Regions from separate parts of the Homo sapiens genome. Here region 1 is linked to region 2. The links are chromatin loops, found by intact Hi-C in ENCODE. Cell type or tissue: tibial artery. All regions are shown on one strand. Each heading gives the region's core, and the rest is flanking DNA. Links, peaks and the distances in the headings are about the cores only.

Evidence for each region. Peaks named below come from ENCODE experiments on the same cell type or tissue, not always from the same donor. Only the 100,000 strongest peaks of a DNase experiment are listed, where the experiment ranks them.
Region 1: it touches region 2 in a loop (5-fold over the local background); 26 of 110 quality-filtered maps call a loop at or near these places.

What each region holds. Positions count from the first base shown.
Region 1 is chr2:173,087,056-173,095,399 of GRCh38, forward strand. MAP3K20 (mitogen-activated protein kinase kinase kinase 20) reads left to right here. Exons shown (of 20, transcript NM_016653.3): 2 at 3,943-4,135. The coding sequence starts at 3,977. Among named protein-coding and RNA genes, the nearest start is that of MAP3K20, 15 kb to the left of the region's middle. In tibial artery, for the core only: no CTCF peak of the experiment used is centred there; a DNase peak (open chromatin) is centred at 4,288; H3K4me3 peaks cover 768 bases; H3K27ac peaks cover 7,518 bases.
Region 2 is chr2:173,202,189-173,210,532 of GRCh38, forward strand. It overlaps MAP3K20 (mitogen-activated protein kinase kinase kinase 20), which reads left to right. Exons shown (of 20, transcript NM_016653.3): 9 at 1,608-1,682; 10 at 7,541-7,647. MAP3K20-AS1 (MAP3K20 antisense RNA 1) reads right to left here. Exons shown (of 8, transcript NR_033882.1): 6 at 7,459-7,757; 7 at 5,359-5,470. Among named protein-coding and RNA genes, the nearest start is that of MAP3K20-AS1, 76 kb to the right of the region's middle. In tibial artery, for the core only: no CTCF peak of the experiment used is centred there; a DNase peak (open chromatin) is centred at 3,403; H3K27ac peaks cover 7,754 bases.

The sequences.
Region 1 (8,344 bases), core at 247-8,246, 120 kb before region 2:
ATAACCAGAAGCTATTTACTCACTTATTCAACAAATGCTTTTTTAATGGAAAAGCTGCCTAACTGTGTACTTGGCTGTGTAGTAGGTGCTGAGGATCCAGATGTAAACAGAACTGAGTTTTGACTTTAGGGAATTTATAGTCTGGTGGGAATTAAGTGGGAAAGATAAATGGGTAAAGAAAGGTGCTGTGGCACATGAGAGGGAGAATTCAGCTGTGCTCAGGAGACTCAAAGAGGTGGTCAGGGATAGGAGTTTGCTGTGCAGAGAAAAGTATTTGAAGCAGAGACACTAGCCTGTGTAGAAATGTGGAGATGTGAGAGGTCAGTGTATATTGGGAAGTGCAGGCAGTTCCTCGTGTGTGTATGGGAAATGAGATGACATGAAGTCAAAGTGGCTATAAGTGGTAAATGAATAACACAAGAAACTTTCTTGGAATTAGAATACATGAGTTACAGATAGAAAGAGTTCACTGAGTGTCCTACCAATGAATGAAAAAGACTCATTCCTAAACATATCCTATTAAAATTCAGGATTCCTGGGATCAATAGAGGATCCTAAAAGCTTTCAGAGAGGAAAAAATAATATAAAAATGGTTAATAATCAGTAACATCAGACTGCTCAGTAGCCACATTAGAAACTAGGAGAAAATGAAGTAATACTTTCAAAATTATATGGAAAATCATTTCCTACCTAGAATTGTATGCCCAACCAGGCTACCAATCAAGACATTTTAAGATATACAGATTCTCAAAAAATTCTATTCTGTGTGTTCTATTCAGGTAACTAATGGGAGATATGTGTGTCATCAAAACAAGGGAGTAAACCAAGAAAGGGAAGATGCGAAATCCAAAGACAAGGTTCTCACAGAGGAAAAAGGTGAAGGAAATTCTTAGGATGGTAGCCAACAGGAGTCCCAGTCCAAGTCAGGCCTAGAGAGCAACCATTCCAGCCAGACTGAATCAGGATGAAGGGCCTAGAAGGAGTGTCTCTAAAAACAATAGAACCAAAGAGTGAAAAAAAAGAGAAATTACTTGTTTTAATTTTATTGAGAGGAGTTTTGCAGCTCGTGGGAGAGATTAATGGGGGGAATGTGTTAGGAGTGTAAAAAGCTAAGCAAACAACAACAAAAAAGCAAAAACAGGGCAACTGATAACTCTAAGAGAATCCAAACGTTATCCAAGAAAGGAAATGTAATTATTGAATCCTACATGGCACTGCTGGGAATAATGTTTACTTTGTTGGATTACTGTAAACACTGACTATTGACTTAACCAAATGTTACAGTACGGTTGGAAGCTGGGAGGTTTGGGCAAGTATGCCATGCTTGCATGCATGGAGGTAGAGGGTGATATATGAGAACTAAATTCTTGTCTTCCACAGAAGTTAATAGATAATATCTAAAATGGAAAATCAAGAAATAGTAATATAAGCACATTCTTTAGAAATACAGAGTTCAGTGCCAGAAGAAAATGCTAAAGGAGTTGAAATTAGTTGCGTCTAGAGAGTGGGAATTGGGTATGGGGAATGGGGAGACAGGAAACTTCTATTTTTTATGATAAGCTTTGTAGTTCAATTTCATTTTAATGCTTTTATAAAAATAATTAACAAAAATGTAAACCTAGTGTCTGTAATGCTGAGGGAACCTTGCAAATGGTGTTTGACATTTGGTTGAACAAACTTTTTAGCTTGCATACTCTATATACCTACCCTTGGCAACATTCCTGAATTTTATACAAATTTTGTTCTTTTCCATGTTTAACTAAATAGGAATTACAAAAAAGTTGGTAACATAAACTGTTGATTCACATATGTTTATAGACTATATTTGGATACTATGATCTTTCCCTCACTCATATTTTTATGTGGAGTGTATCTTCTAAACTTTAGAGGATGAACAAATAACCCTTCCTCTTTCTCGCCTTCTCCCCAAAGTAGAGCAGCGTTTGACTTCATGTGAGAAATCAGCATTCTTCAGTGACCTGATTTTCCTGAAATGGGATGGCTAGCCAGCTGCATGCTAAGATCTTTGAGCTGCCTGTGCACTTCACTCAGCAGAGCCCCAGGCTTTTTATGGAGAAATGTTGCCAGTTTATATGGATACAAACCAACCCCTTCTACCTTTTTATTTAAAAAAAAAAAACTCACAGAAGAATGGAAAGAGTAGTAAAATGTCCAGATACCTGTCACCTAGATGTGCCAGTTCTTAACGTTTTGGCACACTTGCTTTCTCTCTCCCTCTCTCTATTCCTATGTACTTTTTTGGATGTGTGTGTCGGGGGACAGGGATGAGGACTGAACCATTTTAAAGTAAATTATAGACATCATACTTTAAAATGGCTACATGCATTTCCCAAGCAATACATCCAAGGACATCCATCTATAAAGCAAAAATACCATTATTTGCCATGGATAAAATAATATCATCTAATTTATAGTTAATATTTAGATTTCTCTAATATCCCAATAATATTTTCTATAGATTTTTTTATCCAGAATCCAGTGATCATAAATTATATGTAGTCATCGTGTTTCCCTTTTTTTTTTTGAGATGGAGTCTCGCTCTGTTGCCCAGGCTGGAGTGCAGTGGCACTATCTCAGCTCACTGCAACCTCCACCTCCTGGGTTCAGGGAATTCTCATGTCTCAGCCTCCCAAGAGCTGGAATTACAGGTGTCTGCCACCACACCTGGCTAATTTTTGTATGCTTAGGGTTTTGTCATGTTGGCCAGGCTGGTCTCGAACTCCTGACCTCAAGAGATCCACCTGCCTCGGCCTCCCAAAGTACTGGGATTACAGGCGTGAGCCACCACATCCAGCCTAGTCATTGTGTTTAAGTTTTCCTTATGCTAGAAGTTTTTCTGCAAAAAACAAACAAAAAAAAACTTTCATGACATTCATAATTACAAGGAGCCTAGGCCAGATGTTTTGTAGAATGTCCTAGAAATATAGATTTGTCCCTCTTAAGGTTTTGGTTTATACTTTTTGCAAGAATAGTATAAACCACATAAAATAGTACACATGGGATAAAATAGTACACAAACTTTTTTATCCACTAATTTTAAGCATTTTATGTAGGTTCAAAATTTTAACCCAATTTTAGTCCAGTTTTTGTGTTTGTAAGTCTCACTAATCTATGGTTTGGCATACAGTGTTAACAATGGCCACTTACCTGGAGAATAGTAAAACTCCTTAGACTGTAGGAAAGATCACTAGAATAATCTCTGGGAGGGGTAATACGTTTCTTTGGAAACAAGCATAATATTTTTTAACGTCCTTGGCAGTATTCTTTCGATGACTTAATATATTGTAATCAAGGGCAAATTTTTTCTACTCTTTAAGTTTTGTTACAGTATACAGTCCAGAGAGCCACTTCTGGCAAACAGTCCAGCTTTTCTGTCATCCCTAACCTGAAAGTTTGTTTTTGGAGTCAACGTTTATTGTGTGTTCAGTTTGCAGCCGTTTGGCTGTCTGTGTACCAGGATGCTCGGTGGCTTAGGTTGTGTATATTTTGTGTGAAGTGAGTGCAGCGTGGAGAGGTGGCATGCCTCAGATGCCAGGGGAGCTATGCAAGCTTGCTGTGGAAAGCATGCTTCCCGTCTGTCAGGGCTTCCTGAGAGGAGACCTGGTGACACAGTAGCCTTTCGGCAGAGCTCCTTGGGATGAGTAGGAAGTGCTGCTGCAGGTTTTGTCTGGGGGATATCTGAGCCATTTCTCTGTGGGCAGCTGTGTTTCAAAGTCTGGGCAGGTTGTTGTTGAATTTTGCGTGGGCTGCCAGGGTGAGTGTTTTCGAATTGTTTATAATCTTGCTTTTCTTCTTCCTAAGTCACCGTGACTTTCTGGAAGTTTCACAGGACTCGTTCATGATATATTATCTAAAGTAGGATTCAGAGGATTTAGCCTAATATATTTGTAATTCAGCTTTTCTTTTTCTTTCTTTCTGCAGATTTTGTGGAAGTATAATACTTTGTCATTATGAGATGTCGTCTCTCGGTGCCTCCTTTGTGCAAATTAAATTTGATGACTTGCAGTTTTTTGAAAACTGCGGTGGAGGAAGTTTTGGGAGTGTTTATCGAGCCAAATGGATATCACAGGACAAGGAGGTGGCTGTAAAGAAGCTCCTCAAAATAGAGAAAGAGGTAAGGTCTTTTCCAGCTGACAGAAACAGTCACGATACCATTTATGTAAGCTTTTTCAACCTCGAGTTAGAGGGTCACAGGGCTGCAAGAGACCTAGCAAGGCCTTTGGGACTGATCCACGAGGCCGTTTCCCAATTTCCATTCTGGGAGCCCCATAAATAGAAATTATTGCAGCGTGTGCTTTAGGGTTGAGTTCTACTAGGGGTCAGCTGAAGTAAGAGGATTTCTTTCCAGGGCATGAAAGACCAAATGTTCTCTGAGCTCTCCTGGAGGCAGAGGTGAGATTTTAGACCTTCCCAGGGTTCAAGCTTTTCTCTTCCCTGGGCAGCCAAGAGGGGTCGGTAAAGAGTAATGTGTGAAGTTTTTATACCCTTTCCATTTTCTCTGCTTGAACTTCTGGTCATCAGCAGTTGTCTTTTAAAAGATAAGACACTGTTTTTTTTAACTGAAATATGCAGTACCTGTTTCTTGGATTTCACCTCTACTTAAGGCTAACAGTGATGGTCTTTGTATTATATAGAATTAATAGGTGCCAGACAGAGAGCTGTCCTCCTAGTAAAATCAGAAAAGGGTCTTGGCTTTCAGAGCCTGGGATTTGTGCTGGTCCTAGTTGAGCTCAGAGTTCTTAGAACTGTCATCCTTCTCAGGAATGAGATATAACATGGTTGTCACATTCAGTTTGGTACCATGAGAATAAAAGTAATTACAGAGCTGACCTGCAGGGACTCAGCAGCATTGATAACTTCAGCAGCGACCCTCTGGAGCTGGTTTTGGTCATTTCTATTTACGCCCTGTTTTGGCAAATTATTGTTCAATATCTTTTTAAAGTGAACTTTCCCATAAATATCCTTTAATCTCCCTGAATGATTTCATTTTTTTCATTAACTGCTGCCAGTGAACCATAGCAATTGATTAGAGAAGGAAACCCAAATGGTAGCACTTTGTGAGTTTCCTCCCAGCGGTGCTGTGTAATTGTGTGATCACCAGCTGTGTTTCCAATTGTTGAAGCCAGGTTAGAAGGACTGAGAGATCTCTGCCTTGGGGAATCTATAGGTTTTTGGAAGACATTAAGAAAGGAGAGCTTTTAAAGCCCATCCGTACACAAAACAGAAAGGTACTGGGTATGAGAAAGTCACTTTCCCTTTCCCCCATTTCTCAATCAATAAAAATTTTTAATGGTAGCCAAGTAATAAATCCATGTCTTACCTTGGACTGAACCTAGCCCTTTTAGCTGATCAATTCTTTAAGTCCTTTATAGGAAGCATTATTGTCCCCATTTTATGGATTGGGAAATAGAGCTTTGCGAAATGTATTAAGCTGCCCCAGGAGGGGCAAATGAAATCCAGGAGGCTAGAACCCCTGTTCTTTAGTTTTTGACTCTGAAACCTCTAATTGACCAGGTACGAAGAGAAAACTAAACCTGCTCCATCCATTTATAGTCAGTTATTTATATATATGCTAATATTTTAGCTTTAGATTGTACAACTTTAGTAAAAGGAACATGTTCTTATATGATTGTTCGATGTGAAAAAGATTTTATGAGACATGAAACAGATTTTGATAGGAAAATATTAATTGTAACCCGTTCACTCCACTCCCCCCTCCCCAAGGATACCTACATAATACCTTTTCTTCTATTCTTGGGAGAGCCAGGAAAATGACATAGGAAAGTGCAGGAGTGAAAGCAGGAATTGGAAACTGCCAAATCCTGCTTTCGTGCAGGTATTTAACATGAATGTAGGTAATTCAGAAATTGAGTTGATTCCAGTAAACTGTAAGAGCATAACTCATAAACCTGTAGGTAGGAAAAACAAAACCTCCACTTTTGCTTTGGGGCTTAGTCAGTGATTATGAGTGATAAAGAGACACAGTAAATTATGGCAAAGAACCCCTATTTGTACTGGAATAACATGAGTTTAAGACATAAAAAGTTATGGCGAGGAGTTGACAGTTACTAGCAAGGAAATATACATTTCTTATGTAAATAATTGTTATGCTTTATGAAATGTGTGTTGGCTTCTGGCTAGGTGTTTTCTAAGTGATAAGATAAAGGTAATAAGCCCTGGATTTTTTCCAAATTTATAGATCCAGTTCCATGTCACTTGGTTGTTTTTTGCCAATGAGTTTTAGAAGCAATGGAACACTTAATAAAATGTTCGCAGCTCATTTCATGTGACTCTTTAAGAATGACTTAATATTAGACTAAATATATGTTCTATAAACTTAGCAAAATGTAGAGAAAATATATACCAAACTCTAACTTTGTTTATGTGAGAGGAGAAAGGAAGACTATTTACTTTCACTTTATTTGCAGACCTCTAGTGTAGTGAGTATGTACTACTTTTCTCTGTTTTAGTGGGTATACTACTACTTTATTTAAAAACAAAAAAGAAAGACTGTATTTACTTAAAATCTCTGTAGTTCTTTAAAACTTTATTTAAAAAAATTTTTATATACCCAAAGGACTATAAATCATGCTGCTATAAAGACACATGCACACGTATGTTTATTGCAGCATTATTCACAATAGCAGAGACTTGGAACCAACCCAAATGTCCAACAATGATAGACTGGATTAAGAAAATGTGGCACATATACACCATGGAATACTATGCAGCCATAAAAATGATGAGTTCATGTCCTTTGTAGGGACAAGGATGAAATTGGAAATCATCATTCTCAGTAAACTATCGCAAGAACAAAAAACCAAACACCACATATTCTCACTCATATGTGGGAATTGAACAATGAGATCACATGGACACAGGAAGGGGAACATCACACTCTGGGGACTGTTGTGGGGTGGGGGGAGGGGGGAGGGATAGCACTGGGAGATATACCTAATGCTAGATGACGAGTTAGTGGGTGCAGCACACCAGCATGGCACGTGTATACATATGTAACTAACCTGCACAATGTGCACATGTACCCTAAAACTTAAAGTATAATAAAAAAAAATTTTTTTAAACCTAGAGAACAATTAAAAGAATACTACTATGAACTCTAGTACGTTTTATTCTTCCCCTACACTCACCATTTAGTAACATTTTACATTTGCTTTTTCTCTATATGTTATTGATTTATATGTATTCATATATATTGTATGATTTTTGCTGAACGATGAGAGTACATTACAGATGCCATGTACCTTTATCCCTAAATACTTCAGCATCTCCCAAAACACAACCACAGTACAATTAACAAATTCAAAAAATGTAACAATGATAACAATAATGTTACTTGTTATACAGTCTATATTCACATTTTGCCAACTTTTGCAATGCGAGCTTTTGATGGCAATTTTTCCAACCCAGGATCCAATCCAGGATCGTATATTGCATATAATCGACATGTCTGTTTAGCCCGGCTTAATCTGGAACAGTTTCTCTGCCTTTCTCTGTCTTTTAAGACGTAGACATTTTGGAAAAGTATAGGATAAGTGTTTTGTATAATGTCCCTCATTTGGGGTTTATGTGATTTCCTCCCCAGCCCCCAGCCTAGTCAGAGTTTATGTAGTTTTGGCAGGAAAACTACATAGGTTGTGTGTCCTTGGTGTGTCTTAATGGGTGTCTTGTGATGTTGGTTAGTCTCATTATTGATGATGTTAGTTTTGAATGCTTAGTTAAGAGGGGTTTACCCAATTTCTCCACAGTACAAGAAAATACCTATTTTTCCTTTGTAATTAATAATTAAGCTATTGGTAGATACTTTGAAGCTAAGTAAATATCTTTCCTCAGCAAACATTTACTAATGTTTTTAGCATCTATTGATGATTCTTGTTTGGATCAAATAGTACTATAACAGTTTACTGTGCAGAAAGTAAAAAGTTCTAGCATAAGTGAGTTTGCCCTTATTTTTTCCTTTCTTCCTTTAGTCAACCATTCATTCATGTATTTATTGTTTGATCGTATACTTAAAGACTTTTTGGAATTCAGAATGTTATAATCCATTAGTGTTATTCATTTTCATGCTTAAACTATCCCAAATTTAGCAAGTAAGAGCTCTTTCCAGCTGGCTCTTGTGTCCTTTTGGTATGTCGCTGTCATTTTTTTATGATTTTCTTACTTCAGGCACAAAAAGATGTACTAGGCTCATCTAGTTCCTGTCTCATTCCTGGAGTCAGCCATGTTTTTGAGAAGCCCTGAGTCAATATACCTGATTTTGGAGTATATTATTTAGGAACCAAGATTTGGGTACTAGGATTGTTTA
Region 2 (8,344 bases), core at 224-8,223:
AATAATAGTACAGTTTAATACATCTTGTCCTATTCTGTGAAATCACAAGACTAGAAGTTTGAAAGTGCTTAGCACGGCCTTTAGTTTGGAGAGAGTTGTTTTGTTTTTCAACTTTGTTTTGATTTTAGGATTATCTGTAATTCAGAATACAGGTTGTCAGTTTTCTTGTCAAGGCAACTATGTTTCTAGCTTCTCATAGCCTCCCCCAAATCCAGCCAAGTTCAGTTTTAAGTTTTTTATTTGCAAAACTTCTTTGGCAAACAGAACTGTGGAATAAGTCTTAATACTTATTACAGCAGTTCTCAACTCCATCACACCCAATGCTCATTTTATAACAACTATGTTAACAACCCCTTACACTCCCTTGAGGTGAAATTCAAAGGTAACACAACTACCTACACACATTATATTGTAAGTTAACATAATGCTCTAACTGTAATATAAAAGAGAAATAAATGAAAGATGTTTTCCAGTGTACAAATGCTCAAGCATGACCACACCAGAGGAGATTTTGGAACAGTTTTAGGGGATAAATAGAACTCAGCAGCTACAAATGCACCCGGATGGAGTTGGGTTGTATTAACGACTCCAGTACTGGGAGTAGCACTGTTGTTGTTATGTCAGAAATCATGATAAAGTTATGAATCATGCAAGAATCAATAAGCCTTTGATTTATTTTATTTGGTAGATGCATTCTGCAGAGTTCAGTGTATCTTAAAACTGTTCAAAAGAATACTTTGTGTTTATTTGTAAGTTAGAGTTAGATTCTAGGCCCAGAAAATTATAAACTTCATTGTTTGCTTGTTTTACTTACATGAATGTAAATGGGGCATTTGAAATTTTGTGGGATACAGGGGAGTTCCTGGTTATGCAGGATAGTATGGTATATTGAATTGTCTAGCATTCCTGACCTGTTATACTTAAAAGTCGGTTGCAACCCACCAGTCTCTAAAACAAACACAAAATGCTTCTGTGGAATAGAGGCACCACAAGTTCTATGAGAAGCACCACTGTAGGATGTTAGAACAGGACCATCCTCACATTATAATTTTTGTTGTATCGGGTCCTTAAAGTATATGGGTTTGACCAAAACAAAGCCGTAATCAGTCATACGTTCAGAATGTCTTATTTACCACTGAGAAATGTAGAGTTTTTAAAATTATCTCTGTGATCTGTGCTCAGATGTTTTCAGAGTTGTATACCTACTGCCAAAGCTAAACTGGTTTCTAGTTACCTGGCCTATTTACATATATCGCAAGTTGCCTATAAACATACAGTGACATATGGTTTTATATTTAATATTTAAGTTCCGACTTGCCCCCTCCTACTGTAGTTCTGTTTAGATATTTTATGTTTTGTTGCATTAGTTGTACTGAACCTGACTTCTCCGTTCACTACAGTTCCCTTTCAAGAAAAAGTATGAGTCTTTAGAGATTACAGATCTAAACATAAATTGTCACTTGTCACATATTAATCAATGGAAGCTTTAAATTTCATGCCTTATGTTCTTAAAATAACTCTATTATGACCCTTCAGATACGGTGTTTGCTGACATTAATGAATAAATCCCTGTTTTATTTTGTTTTGTTTCCCTCTGTCTATTGTAGAGATTAACCATTCCAAGCAGTTGCCCCAGAAGTTTTGCTGAACTGTTACATCAGTGTTGGGAAGCTGATGCCAAGGTATACATATGTATTTTTGTTATTGTTTAGAATTCTGAAATTTCTCTTGTTTGGCTTTCAGTTTTTAAAACTTAGGGTAATAAAATTCATTACAAAGCAAAGCTGGATTGATGCTCCTATGAGCCCCAGATTGACTGTTAAGGTTTTCTGTTGACATTCTGCTTAATCTTGATCTCTAGAGACTCATTATTAACTCATTCTCATAGCACGCTTTGACATTCTGAATTCAGTATAAATAATTTTATTATTTTGTTTTTAATTTTTAGTAATAACTATTGCACCTATATGCTATTGAGATGGCTAAGACACAGTACTTAGAATATGCCAGGCACTGTTCCAAACACTTTATGTATGTTAACTCATTTATTCCTCAGAATATCTCTATGAAATAGATGCCTCAATTATCCTCATTTAACAGATGAAGAACCAAGACATACAGAGGTTACATCATGAGCTCAAGGCCACACAGCTAGTAGGTAGTAGGGCTGGACATGAACTAGGTCTGGCACAGTCCCTGCTCTTAACCACTGCACTATTTTGCTTTTCTAGCCAAAGAGCAGACAAAAGTAGCGCTTCTAGAGCATCTTGATATGTACTGCCTGTCCAGCTTCAGTGATGTTTTTGAGCTCCACAATAGAGTTGGAGAAATTCCAAAGCTTAGGCTTTCATGTGGTTATCACATTTGAGCATGAATGGCCCATATCCTTTCCCTGCAAAGATCATTTTAAAAGACTCTCGCATACATATGGAAATGTTTACAGATGAAATGATAGGCTAGTCTTGGATTTGCTTCAAAACAAAGTGAAGGGAAATGGATGATGGTATAGATTAAAATGGATTGGCCATGATAATTTTTGAAGCTGAGTGATAATATATAGAGGTTCATTATATTGTTATCTCTACTTTTGTATATTTTGGAATTTTCCATAATGAGTTAAAAAATAAAAAATAGGCTGGGCGCGGTGGCTCACGCCTGTAATCCCAGCACTTTGGGAGGCAGAGGCAGGCGGATCATGAGGTCAGGAGATCGAGACCATCCTGGCTAACACAGTGAAACCCCACCTCTACTAAAAATACAAAAAATTAGCCGGGCGTGGTGGCGGGCACCTGTAGTCCCAGCTACTTGGGAGGCTGAGGCAGGAGAATGGCATGAACCCGGGAGGCGGAGCTTGCAGTGAGCCAAGATTGCGCCACTGCACTCCAGCCTGGGTGACAGAGCGAGACTCTGTCTCAAAAAAAAAAAAAAAAAAAATAAATAAATAAAATAAAACATATTCTCACAGATTAAAGATTAGAATAAGAGAGCAGTTACACTCAAGAAAGGAACAAAAGTTTTATAGTTTAAATTTGTCCAGTTTTTTGTGGAAATAGAGGTATTAAAACTGATCTTTTAAACAGAGACTAAAAAGAAAGACTAAAGAATCAAATTTCTTACTGAATGTAAACCCTGTTCCAATCTGACCCCCAAGAAGAATGGCCATAAAATATACTCTGTTCTTCTACAATATGTTTCTTTAATGGGAATAACTAACTCAGAAGCAATTGGTGAGAATGGAGACTGGGGACTATGTTAGTATAACACAGAATTCATGTTGATGGTTCATAATGTTTCCCAACACATTGTTCTGCACTGAGCACAAAGTGTAATAATGCAGCCAACAAGGCAGCAAGGGACCAGTGCCATGAAGCCTGTTCACTCCACGTGCTCCTTCTTGGCTTGGCTTGGCTTAACTTGGAAGAATTTGTTGCTGGTTCTCCCAGCAACAAACTGTGCTGCGTACATGTTGCAAAATCTTTGCTTTCACTCCTGGTCTTTAGACTTCCCTTACCCTTTTTTTTAAGTAGAGTCCTAGATATTCCTAGTATTATTTTTACTAAAGAATAATCTTTTTAAACTGTGTTAGTATTTTATTTAGGATTGTTGTTCTTTTTATTAGTATTTGATGACACAGTTGCATGGTTTTTGAATGGTCTGCCCTGCTCCTTTTTAGTACATGATTTTGTAGAATGGGGATTTTTAAGCATTAAGAGAAATGCCTACACTTTGCAACTAGTTCAGTAGAAACTATAAGCACGTATTTTCAAGCTTGCTTTAAAACATTTATTTTATACTGTTAAAATGGTATCATACTACCCCTTCCCTACCCTTCTTACTAGTTATATGTCCATTGTGATGTAGAAGTCATTTTGGACATATGTTTCTCTCTGATACATAAATAGAAATTTTGCCTGAAATTATTTGCATTGAATTTGATTATTGCAGCTAGATCTCTATAATTGTGATTAGATTTCAGTATGCAAAGCAAATTTTGAGTTTCTTAATTGAGCACTCAGTACCACATTAATTAAAATTCTAAGAATGTACATTTATGGTACATCCACCTTACACAACAAGAACATTAGGCCCAGTCTTGAAGCTGTGCAGCTGGCATGTCTTTAAATGTAGTAAGCTAACCCTTCTTTAGGACCAAAGAAATCTTGCATTCCAGCCACATGAAGTATAAAGGAAGTTTAAGATTGATTTTTATTTTCTAAATTCATGTCATTTTATTCTGATTAAACAGTGACATGTCCCCTGTATTTGATTTGGTTATATACCTGGCCACGGCCCACATTTCCAACTCTCTCACTGCTGATCTCCTCTAGACACACCTTACATACTTTCATTCCCAAACAAGTTCTCTTCCTTCTTTACTTTCTCCTCTGAATACTTCATCATCAAGTCTTCCTTGGTTATTCTATTTATCCCACCCCAGGCTTAGCACTTTTCCTAAACCACAGTCTGGGCCTTACCTGGTACAGCTGTATTTTTAAAGACATATTTTCTTCCTAGATGGACGGCAAGCTTTATAAGGGTGTAGAGGTAATTGTTACATGTATTTGCCTATTGCACATTACATCAATTTGGAAAGTGGATGCCAAATTTGTTGTTGCCTGAAGTAGCCAGACCACAGTAAATTTCCTGAGTGGTACATCCATTTTCTGGCTAGAAATACGTAGCAATTCAACCAGAAGTTAGTGCCAGTCCTATGCACATATGTAGAGCAATAAAGTACTTTCTTTTTTTTTTTTTTTAAGTCCTTAAATTTTTAGAGTATTAACAAACATCTAGATTAAAATATTCAGCCCACCTATAGAACTGCTGTTCTTTTGCAATGAGGGTCGGGGGCGGGGTGGTGATGTATGCAAGAGAAAGCTGATATTAGGTAAATGTCAAGTCCTTCTAGTGGCTTACAACAGGTGCTCAAAATATTTTATTGAAGAGAAGGAGAAAAAAAGGAAAGGTGGGTATTGGTTCAGGTCCTAAAATGACATTTCTAAATAGGGAAAAAAATAAGTTGGTCTCGTGCAGTGGCTCACGTCTGTAATCCTAGCACTTTGGGAGGCCAAGACAGGCAGATTGCCTGAGCTCAGGAGTTGGACACCAGCCAGGCAACACAGTGAAACCCCGTCTCTACTAAAATACAAAAGATTAGCTGGGCGTGGTGGCGCGTTCCTGTAGTCCCAGCTACTTGGGAGTCTGAGGCAGGAGAATCACTTGAACCTGGGAGGCAGAGGTTGCACTGAGCCGAGATTGCACCACTGCACTCCTGCCTGGGCAATGGAGCAAGACGCCGTCTCCACAAATAATAATAGTAAGTTGAAGTCATAAGTTCAATAGGAAGTAGTATCTTACCCTTATGTGATAAAAGATGTTGAACAGTTTATGAACAGAGCCCTTGGTTCTGTAACTTGCTTCCTGTGTGATGCTGGGCACTTCCTACTCTTCTGAGACTTGTGGTCCTTACCTATAAAATGAAGATAACAAATAGAGAAATAATGTATGTAGATGCTTCACAAATGGTCCCAGTTTTTTTTTTTTTTTTGAATAAGCAAATCCTATGTGATGCCTAAAAGGAACCTAATCCGCTTCAGAGGAATTTATATAAGATCCTAGACAAAGTGTTGTATTCTGTAACCAGAATACTCATAGAATATTATTACCACAAAAATCTACATTGTTATCACCTCTTAAATGTTCACTTTGATAACCTCTATCCAAGAGTAGGTTCTGACTATAAAATTAAATTTTTTCTAGGGATGCTGGTCATCCAATTACAGAAGAGTTTCACCTTATTTTAAGAATGATTAAATGTAGGGAAATTATTCTTTAAAAATTCATTAGCTCTTCCTGCTGCTTTTCCTTGCAAAATGAAAATCCTTTATTATATAATTAGTTCTTATGCAAATGATTAAAACATTTTTCAGGCCAGGCACAGTGGCTCATGCCTGTAATCCCATCACTTTAGGAGGCTGAGGCAGGAAGATCACTTGGGACAAGGAGTTTGAGACCAGCTTGGGCAAGATGGCGAGACCCCTCTGTATAAAAAACTAAAAAATTAGCTGGCCATGGTGGCAAACACCTTTAGTCCCCGCTACTTGGGAGGCTGAGGCAGGAAAATTGGTGAGCCCAGGTGGTCGAGGCTGCAGTGAGCTATGATCACACCACTGCATTCCAGCCTGGGCAACAGAGCAAGACTCTGTCTTAAAAAAAAAAAAAAATCATTTTAAAACCTGATACATGCTGGGAGAAATTAAGAGGAGGACAAAGTTAAAGAAGATAAATAGAACATTTTTCAAGCTTCCTACTTAGGGCATTTTCCTCTTTGCTTATTAGAAGGCTTAATATATATCAGTAACATTTATCTATGTGTGCCCTCTTCAAGGAAAGACACAGGCACACACATGCACACAAGTGCCCTTGAAAGAGAATAATAATGGCAGAACTCATTATATATCCTAGGTTTTTATATTTCTGAGAAATGGAAAAATTGCTTTTCTTAGTAATGTAGGAAGCACTTAAATCCTGAGAGCAAGCCACCTCAACATTGTTTCTTCTTGTTTTTGTGCTCTTAAATTAAAATGCATGTTTTAATTGCTGCAACTATAATTTGTTCAGTAATGGCGTAATTACGAGGCATGATGAAGAGAGAATGTGCATCATCCTTTTTATTATCTTTCTCTTTTTGTTTTAACCTTTTGTCTCAACCTTGGCTAGAGTCTAAAGAGATAGACTAGAATAGTTACTGCCAGCTCAAGAAACACACTTAACCACTGCTCATTTCTAGTGAACAGTACCTTACAGTGTCTTAGCACTAAAGCTAATTATAACAGAAAATAAATATTGAGAACAGTGAAGTTATGATGGCTTTAAAATTGGGGTTTTTTCTTGTTTTTACTTTACTTTTAGGTTCAGGGGCACATGGCCACGTTTGTTATATAGGTAGATTGTGTGTCATGGAGGTTTGGAGTACAGATTATTTCCTCACCCAGATAATCAGCATAGTACCTGAATTTTTTTTTCTGACAAACCAATTTGGAAAATTTTATTAGTTCCAATAGATTGATAGGTAGATTTCCCCCCAACGCTTTATCATAAAAATGTTCAAACATAAAAGTGGAAAGAATTTTACAGTGAACACTAACATCCCACCACACACAGTCTACTGTTAACTTTTTACTGGCTTTATCACGGAGATTTTTAAAGGACTTCACTGTTTCCTTTTAGGAGTTCTTAAAAGAGAGAATTAGTTTTCTCCCTTCCTGGACAAAAAACATGAATTATCCCAACCTTAGGCCACACGATAGAAAACAGCATCTGAATCTCTCCTTGTGAATAGTTCACCGAAAATAAAGAATAGAGCTCCCTAAACCTGAGTGATCTGATGATTGTAAAATAACTACATCAGGACATTGTATCATGTTTTATTTTGTTATGGTGGGTTGAGTTTATTACTATGCTTGTAGTATCTACGTTTTCTCTTAAATATCTCCTTTCTTAAGTCCCAGCGAATGATTACTTATTTTCTCTTCTTCAGAAACGGCCATCATTCAAGCAAATCATTTCAATCCTGGAGTCCATGTCAAATGACACGAGCCTTCCTGACAAGTGTAACTCATTCCTACACAACAAGGCGGAGTGGAGGTGGGTAGCCCCGACAGCAGGCCACAGCGTCTGGCTTTCAAAGACCATCACTCGTCTCAATGAAGAAGTGAACCAGAGATCTGAATGACAGTCCTGATTTCTGACCATAGCTTAGGGAAAAAGAAAAGGTTTTTTTTATGATTTTGGAACTCTTATAAGTCCTGCATTTCATAAGCAAGAAATAGTGTTTCTCCAAGCTTGTTGCCTTGTGTAAGTATTTGAAAAGAATATTGAGGCCGGTCGCGGTGGCTCACGCCTGTAATCCCAGCTCTTTGGGAGGCCAAGGCAGGCAGATCACCTGAGGTCAGGAGTTTGAGACCACCTTGACCAACATGGAGAAACCCTGTCTCTACTAAAAATACAAAAAATTAGCCAGGTGTGGTGGCACATGCCTGTAATCCCAGCTACTCAGGAGGCTGAGGCAGGAGAATCACTTGAACCTGGAGGCAGAGGTTGCAGTGAGCCGAGATCATGCCATTGCACTCCAGCCTGAGCAACAAGAGTGAAAAACTCCATCTCAAAAAAAAAAAAATTGAAATCCTGTCTTCTGAGACAAAAGATGGTTACCAGACATTTCTCTGTGTTTACTTTGTTAGGAAGCTTTGTCCTCTGTTGTGTAAGAAACAAGAATACTGTTTACCTTGAAATTCGCTGAGCACTGTGTCTGCTAGTGAAGGGGGATAGGGAGACATCAAAA